2 separate regions of the Homo sapiens genome follow, and region 1 is linked to region 2. A link is a contact called in ENCODE POLR2A ChIA-PET data. All regions are on one chromosome and are shown on one strand. The core of a region is the stretch at or near the end of the contact, and the rest is flanking DNA. Distances in the headings are between cores, read along the strand shown.

The links. ChIA-PET counts read pairs that join two places held with the same protein, here RNA polymerase II (POLR2A).
Region 1: POLR2A ChIA-PET joins it to region 2 with 10 read pairs in WTC11. The contact joins the promoter of AP2A1 here to the enhancer-like site in region 2. POLR2A ChIA-PET finds 5 or more read pairs at or near these places in 2 of 52 experiments (A549 and WTC11).

The regions. Positions count from the first base shown.
Region 1 is chr19:49,765,139-49,772,072 of GRCh38, reverse strand. AP2A1 (adaptor related protein complex 2 subunit alpha 1) reads right to left here and starts at 5,072. Exons shown (of 23, transcript NM_130787.3): 1 at 4,873-5,072. The coding sequence starts at 4,939. RefSeq lists enhancers at 1-668, 4,608-5,376, 5,430-6,407 and a silencer at 4,938-5,517.
Region 2 is chr19:39,437,733-39,444,904 of GRCh38, reverse strand. No RefSeq gene overlaps it. Among named protein-coding and RNA genes, the nearest start is that of SUPT5H, 4.3 kb to the left of the region's middle. RefSeq lists enhancers at 1-80, 6,751-7,172. Within about 2 kb of position 4,509, at least 2 of the 41 ENCODE cell types and tissues checked have a DNase peak (open chromatin) inside an H3K27ac peak, as active enhancers do.

The DNA.
Region 1 (6,934 bases), core at 3,823-6,322, about 10 Mb before region 2:
AAAGAAAGAGAGACAGGGTCTTGCTATGTTGCCAAGGCTGGTCTCAAATTCCTGGCCTCAAGCAATCCTTCTGCCTCCACCTCCTGAGTAGCTGGGACTAGATAGAGATGCCCGCCATGGCGTCCGGAAGTCAGGACCTTTGCACTTGCCCCGCCTCTGCCTTCACAGCTCTTCTCACTGCCCTCAGCCTAGGTAACTCCCCTACTTCCTGCCCACACAGCTCCAAAGGTCTCTTGTGAAGCAAAGCCAGGCCGCAGCTCGCTGACCACACAGAATCCCCATTCTCTCAACACCATGGCCCTCTTCCTCACTGGGCTTAGGACAGCTGCAAATTCTTTCCCCATTTAAAAAAAAATCGAGATACGGCCAGGCGCGGTGGCTCACACCTGTAATCTCAGCATTTTGTGAGGCTGAAGCAGGCAGATCACTCGAGATCAGGAGTTCGAGACCAGCCTGGCCAACATGGTGAAACCCTGTCTCTACTAAAAATACAAAAATCAGCGGGGCATAGTGGCGGGCGCCTATAATCCCAGCTACTCGGGAGGCTGAGGCAGGAGAATCGCTTGAACCTGGGAAATGGAGGGTGCAGTGAGCCAAGATCGCGCCATTTTTGTGACTGTCACAAAAAAAAAGAGATACAATTCACATACCATAAAATTGACCCTTTTACAGTGAACAATTCAGCGTTCTTTAGTACATTCATGATGTTGTGCAACCATTACTACTATCGAATTCCAGGACCTTTCTTTTTTTTTTTTTTTTTTTTTTTAAGAGATGAGGTTTCACTATGTGGCCCGGGCTGGATTCGAACTCCTGGGTTCAAATGATCCTCCTACCTCAGTCTCCCAAGTAGCTGGGACTACAAGCATGTGCCGTGTCCAGCTGTAGGCTTTTTCATGAACCCAAAAGAAGCTCTGAATGCTGCCGGGCATGGTAGCTCACACCTGTAATCCTAGCACTTTGGAAGGCTGGGGTAGTGGATCACCTGAGGCCAGGAGTTCGAGACCATCCTGACCAACATGTAAAAACCCCGTCTCTACTAAAAGTACAAAAATTAGCCAGGTGTGGTGGCACACGCCTGTAATCCCAGCTACTCAGGAAGCTGAGGCAGGAGAATCGCCTGAACTTGGGAGGCAGAGGTTGCAGTAAGCCGAGATCACCCCATTGCACTCCAGCCTGGGCGACAGAGTGAGACTCCATCTCAAAAAATAAAAAAAGAACCTATGCATTCATGAGCAGTCACTCCCCATCCCACCAGCCCCTACTCTAGGCAACCACTAATCTTTCTGTCTCCATGGATCTGCCTATTCAAGATACTCTATCAACATGGAATCATACAACACGTGGCCTCCTGTGTCTGGCTTCTTTCACTTGGTGTCATGTTTTCAAGGTCCATCCCTGTGGCAGCATGTAGCAGGACGTCATTATTTTTTAAGGCCCGGTAATATTCCACTACATAGACCACACTTTATTTCTCAGTTGATGGGCATTTGGCCCGTTTCTGTTTTCCGGCTATCATGAATAATGTTGCAGTGAACATCCGTGTCCAGGTATTAGTGTGAAGGACTACTGCAATTTGTATGTTGCACCTTCTCCCCCACAGGGCTGGGAGCTTCATGGAGGGGGTGGACAAGTCTGTCCTGTTCACCAGTGTCCCCAGCATTCAGCACAATTCTTGAGACATACCAGCCGTTCAACATACGCTTGCTAAGAAAAGGCTCCTGATTCTCCAGCCCTAATTCCTGTGGCTAAATTACTACCAGTGCCCCAAGCCTGCATCTCCCCTCTGTCCTCTGGCTCGTCTCTGGGGTCCTGCAGTGACGGGACGATCTCTTTCCTTCCCCAACCCCCATCATCAAATCCCTTTGCAAATCCTGACAGTTTTTCCTTCAAGTTGTATCCCAGGCTGGGTGCAGTGGCTCACGCTTATAATGCCAGCACTTTGGGAGGCCAAGGCGGGCAGATCACTTGAGGTTGGGAGTTCGAGACCAGCCTGGCCAACATGGGGAAACCCTGCGTCTACTAAAAATACAAAAATTAGCCAAGCGTGGTGGCGGGTGCCTGTAATCCCAGCTACCGGGGAGGCTGAGGCACGAGAATTGCTTGAACCTGGGAGGCGGAGGTTGCAGTGAGGTATGATCGTGCCACTGCACTCCAACCTGGGCAACAGAGACTGTCTCGGAAAAAAAAATGTATCACCAACCCATTTCTCACCAGTCCCTTCTCACCCTGTTAAGCCAGCACCATCTCTCACCCAGAGGCCTGCAACACCCTCCTAATTTGGTTCCCTGCTTCCATGGCTACCTCTAGAATCTGTTCTCACAGCAGCCAGAGGAATTATCTTAAAACATCAATCGGTCACATCCCTCCCCTGCTCAAAATATTCTCATGCAGACAAAGGCCAAAGTGCTCACCATGGCCCAGAAAGCCTTTCCCGATCCTGTTCCCACTCCCCTCCACACCCGCCCTCTCTCCCCTTCACTCCCACAGCTTCAGCCACACTGACCTTCTCCCTCTCGCTCGAACACATGTCAAGCATGCCGCAACCTCAGGACCTCTGAATGCACCTCCCTGTGCCAGGACCCCTTTCCTCCAAAATCCACAGGGCTTGCTCCACTCAGATATGACTTCCTCCACGAGGCCTACTGAGTACCCTCTCCATCCTAGTCCCTCTCCCGACCATTTCCTCCTTATTTTTCTTCACAGAACCAGTCAGGTCCTGAGGTTGTATATCAGGGTGTTCCCTGTGCATATGTTCTGTCTTCCTCGGGGAAGGGAGCTCCCAAGGACAGGAGTTTCTTTTTCTTTTTTTTTATTTTTGGAGACGGAGTTTCACTCTTGTTGCCCAGCCTGGAGTGCAATGGTGTGAATCTCGGCTCATTGCAACCTCTGCCTCCCGGGTTCAAGCGATTCTCCTGCCTCAGCCTCCTGAGTAGCTGGGATTACAGGCACCCACCACCACACCTGGCTAATTTTTGTATTTTTAGTAGAGATGGAGTTTCACCATGTTGGCCAGGTTGGTCTTGAACTCCTGACCTCAGGTGATCCGCCTACCTCGGCCCCCCAAAGTGCTGGGATGACAGGCATGAGCCACCATGACCAGCAAGAACAGGAATTTCTGTTCACTATTGTCACCCCAGTACCTAGAACAGGGCCTGGACAACACTAGAGCAATCAAAAAGTATTTGTCAAGTGAATGAATGAATAAATGAGCCTTCAGAGGCAAGACACTGTTATGAATGAAGTTTGCAGACAAGAAAACGTCCTGAAAGAGGTTAAACAACTCGTGGAGGGTCACATCCCTGGTGGGTAACAGAGGCAGCCCCCGTCTGCTAACAGTGGCTCCCAGCTCCTCCACAACCCCCATAGCCCCGCCCCTTATCATAACAAGTGATCATTTCTCCTCCAACTGATACTCAACTGTTTCCACCCTCCTGTTCCCTGAGCACCTATTACATGCCAGATCCTTCCATAACAGTTAAATTCTAAAACAACAACCATCACTGGGTACTTTACAGGGCTGCTGTTCAGAGCCAACGGAGTAAAAACAATAGCCAAGTTCCATCTGGGGCCTGGAACGAGTGAAAGGCCTGAGGGGCATTGTCACAAGCCCCTCAGGAAGATACTATCAGCAGTCTCTCTTGACAGATGAGGAAACCGAGAGGTGAAGTCCCTCATTCAAGGTCACACAGCCAGGGAGTGGCAGTGCTCAAACGCAAACCCAAGTCTGGCTGACCCCAGAGCCCATGCGGATGCAGCCTCTGAAGACTCCTGGCAGCTCCAATCACCCACAGCCATTCCCAGGAGTTGAGAGCTGACTTGCCGCCAGGATTCCCATCGTCACGACAACTCTTCCTGGCAGGGACCACCGTCCCCATATTACTGTGGTCAAATAGAAAAGGGCTCAGATCCCTGCCTGTCCTGCTGCCTGACCCCTGACCTCTCTCTGGGATTAGACTTCCCCTATTCCCAGCTTTCCAGATATCTACCCCTCAAGCACTTCAGAACCCAACGCCTTCCTTGAGGTCTGGGCGCTCCTTCTTCTACCCTTTCCCCAATCCCCTACTCTAATGTCCTCTTCTTTCCTGGCCCCCCGTTCCCTGTCACAGGTTCTCCCAAGACCTTACACCGACAGCTCTTTTCCTCTGTGTTCCTTGGGTCCCTCCTTTCCCCTCAGCTGCCCCTCTAGCCCCCTCCACACTGCCTTCCATGTCTTCTAGGCAATCTCCCACCCTGAAGCCCCTCTATCCTTCACCAGGGTGTCCTTATAGTCTCCCCGTCCCATCATCTCCCTGCCCCAAACTCATGGACTTTCAACCACTCTCAGGCCTCCTCTATACCACTGGCCAGGAGCCTCGGTGACCTATCTAACCCCTTTCCCCTGTATGACACCCCCTATCCCAGGTCCTCAAGCCCTGCTTCATTAGGCTTCCGGCATTCCACTTCCTCCAGGTCCCCTCTGGCCTCTTCCCATTCCATCGCTCCACAGGGCACCCCCGCCATACACTTCTTTCACTTCTTCTCTACATTGGGAATCCCTCTAACCCCATCGTTTGTAAGATCCCCCAGCTTTTCAGTCTTTCCCAGGGGACACCTCTATGCTCCCATCCCCGGGACCTCACTGGCTTCCTCCCCTTTCAAGCCCTCCCGGACCCCTCTAGCTACTCCGTGTCGTCACCTCAAGAGGCACTCTATGACACCCCAAGCCCCTACGTGCCCCCCACTCTAAAGTTCTTCCTGGGGCCCATCTATGCTGTCCCTATACGGCCGCAGAGGCTTTTGATCCCCCGGGTCCCTCTGTGATCCCCAAACCCCTCAATTTCACGCTCCCCCCTCCCCCGCGTCTCCAGTGTCCCCCGGCCGCGCGCTCACAGTTCCGGATGTCGGAGATGAACACCGCGAGCCCCCGCATCCCATCGCCCTTGGACACGGCCGGCATGATGGCGGTGGTGTCGGCTCCAGGCCTGGCCGGACAGGGCACAGAGCAGCGGGGGCTGGCAAGCGGGGACCGGGCGGAAAGGACCCCAGGCAGCGCCAAGGAGCCGAGCCGGCCGCGGGGAGGGCTGGCTGGCGGGCGGGCGGGCGGGCTGGCAGGCCGTGGCACCGCCCCCTGCCCCTCCCCTCCGCCCGCGGTCCGGAGCTCTGAGCCGCCCACTGGCTTGAGCTCCTGCCGCTCACAGGCGGGTTTCTCCCCCACTTCCTCTCTCATTGGCCGCCAAGCAAAGGCACGACGCTACGATTGGCCCAGTGTTCCGCTATTTCCGTTTGGGAGCTGGGGAGGGGGGGGAGGAGGCGTTGCCCGAGAGACGGGCGGGGTTCGATTGCGTATCATGGGCCCGCCCCCTCCGCGCGGCCAGGTCAAACACTGATTGGATCTAGCGGCTCTCCAAGGAGGAAGGGAGGGACGTGAAGGAAGGCGGGGAACGGTCCTAGGAGGCGGGACTTAGGTTGACTGGGACCAATGAACGGGTAGACCTGCCCCGCAGGCGTCGCGGATTGGCGAGATCTGTCCTACTTCAGCCCTCCATTGGGCGGCTGTGGGGCGGGCGGAAGGCGAAGATCAGTAGAGAAGGAAAGAGGGGAGGGTGTCACTCCGCTCGGCTGGGATAGGTGGAGCGACGCCTGCAATTCCCTGCTGCAGAGAAGGGGTTGGGCGAGGCAAGAGAGCGTGCGGTGTTTACTGCGCAAGCGTCTCCGTGTTCCCTTTCTCCCTCCACTGTCACCCCCGACTGCTGAAATCCTCTTCTAGGAAGCCTTCCTCCCCTCCCCCCTTCTCTGCAGCCAACGTGTCGGGACTTGAGTTGTCAGGAGACCTAGAATCTCAGAGTGAAAAACAGTAATTCAAGGCTAGTCCCATTAAGCAGAAGTTAAAACTTAGGTCGAGAGGGCGAATGACTTGCCCAGGGCCACACAGCTTGGAAGTGAAAAAGCAGAAATAAACGTAAACCGTATCTTGGCTTACTTTTCAATATATGTTGCCTTTTTTTTTTTGTCCAACCGCAGTGTCTCTCGGGCAGCCTCCATTGTAGCAGATATCAAACCAAAATTGATTGTCTCCTCCAGACTGGGAACTCCTTCTGGGCAAGAATGGGACCTGGCCTTGAACAGTTTCAACAACATTTGTTAAAAGAAGAAATAGGTGAATCTGCTTTGGCCCAGCCCCAGCCTCCATCCCCAACCCCCAGCTCCCCAGAGACTCTTTGGTAAACTGGCTTTGGGGAAGGCAAAACGGCCAGAACTCCCAACGCCCCAGGAGATTGAGAAATTTGGGACAAAGGGAACTGGAAGAGTCCATTTCTGTCACCTGTAGGAACAAAACTCCACCCCATCAGCCTTTTCTAATCTCAGAAGCCAAGAATTCCTGGAATGAGCCTTGGGGGTGTGTTCTGGACCTTTGGAATGGCCATTCTGAATCCTGGGAGATGGAAAGGAGGTTGAGAAGAGCCCACCTTCCAGGCTCAATGGATGCGTCCATTTGGGTTTCCAGGAATGGGGCCTGGGAAAGTCCATTTTGGATTCCAGGAGGACAGAAATTGCTCAGCTGTTTTAGTCACAGGGAGAGTCCATTTCTAATATGGGAGGGGGGTGCTGTTTGCCCCTGAAGAACATAAAGCAGCCCCATTAAACACAAGAAAAATTATTAATCCCAGGACTTGAAGTTCTTTTTTTTTTTTTTTGAGATGGAGTCTCGCTCTGTCGCCCAGGCTGGGGTGCAGTGGCGCGATCTCAGCTCACTGCAACCTCCGCCTCCCGGGTTCACGCCATTCTCCTGCCTCAGCCTCCCAAGTAGCTGGGACTACAGGCGCACGCCACCATGCCTGGCTAATTTTTTGTGTTTTTAGTAGAGACGGGGTTTCACCGTGTTAGCCAGGATGGTCTCGATCTCCTGACCTTGTGATCCGCCCACCTCGGCCTCCCAAAGTGCTGGAATTAC
Region 2 (7,172 bases), core at 3,260-5,759:
ATTAGTAATGACGGCTGACGAGTGATGGCAGAGTGGACAGGTGTAATGGAGAGATGAAAAATGAACCTTCGCCTGTAATCCCAGCGCTTTGGGAGGCTGAGGCGGGAGGATCACCTGAGGCCAGGTATTTGAGACTAGCATGGGCAACAAATTGAGACCCCATGTATCCAATTTTTGTGTTTTTTTTAATGTGGTGTGGTGGCGTGTGCCTGTGGTCCCTGCTACTCCAAAGGCTAAGGTGGGAGGATCACTTGAACCCATGTTGAGGCTTCAGTGAGCTATGATTGCACCACTGCACTCCAGACTGGGTAATAGAGACCCTGTCTCTAAAAAAAAAAAAAAAAAAAAATTAAAACTTAAATTTTTAAAAATTGAAAAATTAACCTGATAGGGGAAATTTTAAAAATCAGAAGTCTATGTCAGTCGCGGTGGCTCATGCCTGTAATCCCAACACATTGGGAGGCCGGGGCGGGCAGATTGCCTGAGGTCAGGAGTTCGAAACCAGTCTGGCCAACATGGTGAAACCCCGTCTCTACTAAAAATACAAAAAAATTAGCCGGGCGTGGTGGCATGTGCCTGTGATTCTAGCTACTCGGGAGGCTGAGGCAGGAGAATGGCGTGAACCCAGGAGGCGGAGCTTGCAGTGAGCCGAGATCGCGCCACTGCACTCCAGCCTGGGCGAGAGTGAGACTCAGTCTCAAAAAAAAAAAAAAAAAAAAGAAGCCTCAGGACACATTGGTAAAATTTCTCACATAAGTATGACACACCTGGGCCGGGCGCGGTGGCTCACGTCTGTAATCCCAGCACTTTGGGAGGCCGAGGCGGGTGGATCACGAGGTCAGGAGACCGAGACCATCCTGGCTAACACGGTGAAACCCCATCTCTACTAAAAATACAAAAAAAAATTAGCTGGGCGTGGTGGCGGGCGCCTGTAGTCCCAGCTACACGTAAGGCTGAGGCAGGAGAATGGCGTGAACCCGGGAGGCCGAGCTTGCAGTGAGCCGAGATCGTGCTACTGCACTCCAGCCTGGGCAACAGAGCTAGACTCCATCTCAAAAAAAGAAAGGATTCTCCACCGGGCGCGGTGGCTCACGCCTGTAATCCCAGCACTTTGGGAGGCCAAGGCAGGCGGATCACCTGAGGTCAGGAGTTCAAGACCAGCCTGGCCAACATGGTAAAACCCTGTCTCTACTAAAAAATACAAAAATTAGCCAGGTGGCGTAGTGGCGCACACCCGTAATCCCAGCTACTCGGGAGGCTGTGGCAGGAGAATCTCTTGAACTTGAGAGGTGGAGGTTGCTGTGACAAAAGAGCAAGACTCCGTCTCAAAAAAAAAAACAACAAGAAAATAGGATTCTACATATTAAATCGCTACAGACACTGCTGCAGAAAGCCATTCCCTGCAGAAAAAAGAGGGCACAGTCATTTCCCCAGCCATGGAAGTTTCTTCCTTGGTGGATCCGTGGTTCTGAACTCAACTCTGGTAGCACATCAGAATACTTGAGAATATTTTAGAAAGAAAGAGTTGCATAATAGCCCTAAACTGGAAACACAAAAATTAGGGCCGGGCGCAGTGACTCACGCCTGTAATCCCAGCACTTTGGAAGGCCAAGGCAGGCGGATCACGAAGTCAGGAGTTCAAGACCAGCCTGGCCAATATGGTGAAACCCCATCTCTACTAAAAATACAAAAAAAAAAAAAAAAAAAATAGCCAGGTGTGGTGGCGCACGCCTGTAATCCCAGCTACTTGGGAGGCTGAGGCAGGAGAATCACTTGAACCAGGGAGGTGAAGGTTGCAGTGAGCAGAGATCGCACCACTGCACTCCAGCCTGGGCAACAGAGTGAGACTCGTCTCAAAAGAAAAACAAATTTTGGTACATCCATCCATGCAACAGAATAGTAACAACTACCAATACACCCATGACTGAATCTCCAAAACATTATGCTGAGTGAAAGAAGCCAGACATCAGGAGATGTCCAGCATGATTCCATTCATATGAAACTCCAGAGCAAGCAAAACCAACCTATACAGACAATGCAGATTAGTGGATGTCTGGGGCTGGAGAGGGAGGTGGAAATTGACTGGGAAGAGAGAGAAGGAATGCTTTGGGGTGATGGAAATGTGGCCATCCAGTCCACCAGCCGGTGCACTCCAGCCTGGGTGACAAAGGGAGACTCTGTCTCAAAAAAAAAAAAAAAATGTCAGGTGTGGTGGCTCATGCCTATAATCCCAGCACTTTGGGAGGCCAAGGGGGGAGTATCGCTTGAGCCAGGAGTTCAAGATTAGCCTGGGCAATAAAGGGTAACCCCATCTCTACAAAAAATACAAAAATTAGCTGAGTGTGGTGGCATGCGCCTATAGCGCTAGCTACTTGGGGGACTGAGGTGGGAGAGTCACTTGAGCCTGAAAGATCGAGCCTGCAATGAGTTTTGATCATGCCACTGCACTCCAGCCTGGGTGACAGAGTGAGACCCTGTCTCAAAAAAATATATGGGCAGATGCCAAGTTACAGCCTGTGCAGCATAGTGAAACCCTGTCTCTAAATAATAATAAAAATAATATAGATGCTCAGGCTTCACCAGAGACCAATTATCAAATTATCTGGGCTGGGGTCTGGCCATCAGTATTACTTGAAAGTTCTCCAAGTGGTGGGCTGGGCACGGTGGCTCACGCCTGTAATCCCAGCAGTTTGGGAGGCTGAGGTGGGCAGATCACAAGGTCAGGCGTTCGAGACCAGCGTGACCAACATTGTGAAACCCCATCTCTACTAAAAATACAAAAATTAGTCAGGTGTAGTGGCGCGTGCCTGTAATCCCAGTTACTCAGGAGGCTGAGGCAGGAGAATTACTTGAACCCAGGAGGTGGAGGTTGCAGCGAGCTGAGACCATGCCACTGCACTCTAGCCTGGGCAACAGAGTGAGACTCTGCCTCAAAAACAGAAAAGAAAAGAAAAGAAAGTTCTTCAAGTGGTAATTTTTTGTAGCCAGGGATGTAGGGATGTGAACCACAGGACCCTCCCTGTTCTCAAGGTATAGGGATGAGGTTAGAGAATACCTGTGCACTTCTCTGTCCCTTCCTGGAAGAAGAGAGAAGAGTATCTAAAGGAGGGTGAGAATGGGGGCAGGTGGGGCAATTTATCCAACTCCCTGCCCAAGAGGTCAGAGACTTCAGATCGCACCTTACTTTCCTCCTTCTTAACTCTTCCCCTTGGCTACTAGGGCTCCAGGTGGGGTCCTCTGGCCTAGAGGGAAGAAAAGGCTTAGGGTTTGGCAGTTGGAGCTGAAGACTATTCCCTCCCTCTCTCTACCCAGCCTCTCTGGGTGTACCTGGGAGCCCATGTCCTCCAAAGCTCAGGCTGTGGTAGGGTGCCAAGCACAAGCTCCCTGTAGTAACTCCAAGAGGGGGACAGGTCTCTGGGGATGTCCTTCACAGGACAGGCAAGGGCCCTGGCTGGCCACCCACAGCCGGGACCCCAGGAGATCCAGCAGGTACTGTAGCTGGAACACAGCAGTTCCCATAGATGGTCCCTCCTCAAACCCAATCACAGACAGCTCCAACCTGGAGCAGCCTAGAGTCTCAGCAGGACACACAGTAGGGACAAAGTGACCTGGTATCTATGGGTAAGGGCATGAGTCCAAGTCCCCACTCCCAAGATTTCTTATCTGTGTCCTGGAACAAACCCCTTCAGTTCTCTGGGCCTCAGTTTCCTCATCTGTAAATAGGGCTCTGGATAATCCCAACCGTAAGGCCTGACACTATCCCATGCTGTACTTATGTGCAAGCTAGAAAAAGACACTCAGCTGGGCACAGTGGCTCATGCCTGTAATCCCAGCTCTTTGAGAGGCCAAGGCAGGAAGATCACTTGAGCCCAGGTGTCCAAAACCAGCCTGGGCAACACAGCGACACCCCATATCTACAAAAAAAAAAAAAAAAAAAAAAAGGTCGGGCACGGTGGCTCACGCCTGTAATCCCAGCACTTTGGGAGGTTGAGGCAGGTGGATCACGAGGTCAAGAGATCGAGAACATCCTGGCCAACATGGTGAAACCCTGTCTCTACTAAAAATACAAAAATTAGCTGGGCATGGTGGCACATGCCTGTAGTCCCAGCTACTCGGGAGGCTGAGGCAGAAGAATTGCTTCAACCCAGGACGCAGAGGTTGCAGTGAGCAGAGATCACGCCACTGCACTCCAGCTGGCAACAGAGCAACACTGTGTCTCAAAAAAAAAAAAAAAAAATTAGCCATTAGCTATTTGTGGTGTCACGTGTATGTGGTCCCAGCTACTCTGGAGGCTGAGGTGGGAGGATTGCTTGAGCCTAAAAGGTCAAGACTGCAGTGAGCTGTGATTGTGCCACTGCACTCCAGCGTAGGGGACAGAGCAAGACCCTGTCTCAAAAAAAAGAAAATAAAAAGACCTTCCTTAAGTTCCTTCTACCTTCTAAGTCTTGATTTTATTAGAACAAGATACTTTACTGCCATCTGCCGCAAGTTGGCAAATATGCAAATCTACAATATCCAGCCTGTGAATATAGTACTGTCTTTGTAGATGTGGGATCCTTGTGCAGTGTACAACATTCACATCCATACATGGTGGTCCTATCTATCTTATAGGATTGGTGTACAGAGTAAATAAGCTAACATACTTAAAGCATTTAAACCAATACCTGGCACAGAGTAAACACTATTTACATGCAGCTGTAGTCATCATCATCATTTGTTATTATATACCTCCCTATTCTAGGTGTTGGAGACAGCAGTGAGCAAAATATATCTGTCAAGGCTAGGGGCTGGGTCAGGAGATAGTCCCACTACTTCCTCCCCGCAACATATTCATATGGTCACACAGCAGCCCTCACACATGGAGACCACTGAATTCTCTCAAAACCTGCAACTGCAGAAAGAAGCGAATGCAATACTCACTGAGAGATCATCTGGGGTGTAGAGGGTGTCATCATTTTTGTTTTCCTACAGTTCAGGGGTAAGGAGGAGAATCAGATCTTGGAGGGAAAGAGGCTGACCCTTCCTCAAACACACCCCCTACCACGCCCCATCAATTGGCCCACCCCGTCTGCTGGCTCTGCTCCCCACTCGCTGGTATCTTCAGAGGGCTGCAAGGAAGTAAAAAGGCTCCCTCCAGCAGAGGGGCGGGCGTTCCTAGGCCCTCCCAGGGCTGTACAAGCAGGAGGATGATCCACAGAAGCAACATGGGCACCTTGCTCACTCCCAGGCCTTCTCTGGTGCTTGGCCTGGGGTTCTGGAAGAGAGAGGTACAGGAAGGGGGAGCAGACTGGAAGGCTGAAGTGGATGAGGGGAACTCCCCCGCCACCCCTCATCCCATCCCCTGCTTGCTCCACTCAAGCCACAGATAATTCAGGGAGTGTGCCCATAGAGGCTGGGGAAAGATGGTGACCCCAAAGTCAGGAGGGCTTAGGTCAGAGCGCTCCCTGACTCCCAAGCTCAGGGACGATACGAGACTTAGCAAATGTGTGAAGATCAATCTGGAGAGACGAGAGAACCTGAACTCCCCTGCCCAACAGGCCCTTAAGACAGTGCAGGCTAGGCCAACCGCTGTGGCTCACACCTGTAATCCCAGAACCTTGGGAGGCCGAGGTGGGCGGATCACTTGAGGTAAGGAGTTCAAGACCAGCCTGGCCAACACGATGGAACCCTGTCTCTACTAAAAAATACAAAAATTAGTGGCCAGGCACAGTGGCTCACACTTGTAATCCCAGCACTTTGGGAGGCCGAGGCAAGTGGATCACTTGAGGTCAGGAGTTCAAGACTAGTCTGCCCAGCATAGTGAAACCCTGTCTCTACTAATAAATACAAAAATTAGCTGGGCATGGTGGTGCATGCCTTTAATCCCAGCTACTTGGAAGGCTGATGCAGGAGAATTGCTTGAACCCAGGAAGCTGACGTTGCAGTGAGCTGAGATCAAGCCACTGCCCTCCAGTCTGGGCGACAGAGCGATACTCCATCTCAAAAAAAAAAAAGAAAAATTATTAGTCAAGCATAGTGGTGGAGGCCCGTGATCTGGGCTACTCAGGAGTCTGAAGCAGGAGAATCTGTAATCTCAGCTACTCCAGAGTCTGAAGCAGGACAATCACTTGAACCGGGGAGGTGGAGGTTGCAGTGAGCTCAGATTGCATCACTGCATTCCAGCCTGGGTGACACAGACTCTATCTCAATTTAAAAAAAAAAAAAGAAAAAGTACAGGTAGAATGTGTGCATCCTCTCATCTGCCTGTGTCTTCATTGGAAAACACCTGTGCTAGCCTTTATCTGTGTCTGCAAGTGAATATTTGAGGTCTCTGCTCTATTTATTTTATTTTATTTATTTATTTTTGAGACAGAGTTTATTTATTTATTTATTTTTGAGACAGAGTCTTGCTCTGGCGCCCAGCCTAGGGTGCAGTGGCGACATCTCAGCTCACTGCAACCTCCGCCTCCCGGGTTCAAGCGGTTCTCCTGCCTCAGCCTCCCTTGTGGCTGGGATACAGGCACCTGCCACCATGCCCAGCTGATTTTTGTATTTTTAGTAAAGGCGGGGTTTCACCATGTTGGCCAGGCTGGTCTTGAACCCTGGGCTCGAGTGATCCTGCTGCCTTGGCCTCCCAAAGTGCTGGGATTATAGGTGTGAGCCACTGCACCTGGCCTCTGTCTCAAGTATTTTGGAAACATCATGCCTGCCTTTATCTCTTTTTTGTCTGAGGGTTGGCCTCTCTGCCTCTAAATCTGTCACTGGGCTTGTTTTGGGGGTCCATCTCTTGACTGTCCTGGTCTCTCCCTTTTCTCCTCCTCTTCTCCCTTGGCCTTTCATCTTTCTCTTCTTCTCCACTTGTGCCTACATTTCTTTGGGCTGTGTCTGTGTCCCTCCCGGTCAGCCTCTGGGTACTTCCTTCCTCCCTCCCAACAGCCCCCTCCCCCCTCACCCTTTTAGAGCTGGACTCCGGGCTGGCTTTTCCCTCTGGCCCCAGACCTGCCCTCCAGTGTCTCCCTGTCTCCACCCTCTTTGGCAAGGTGCACCACGACGCCCTTTTGAACCCTGGATCCCAGACCCTGTACTGCCAGAGAAACTGAGGCAACTGTGGGCTCCCTCTAGCTCTGAGAGAGGAACCTCTTCGCTGGGGAGACTCTTGATGGGGTGAGACGCAGGGACATCTGCCGGGGAAC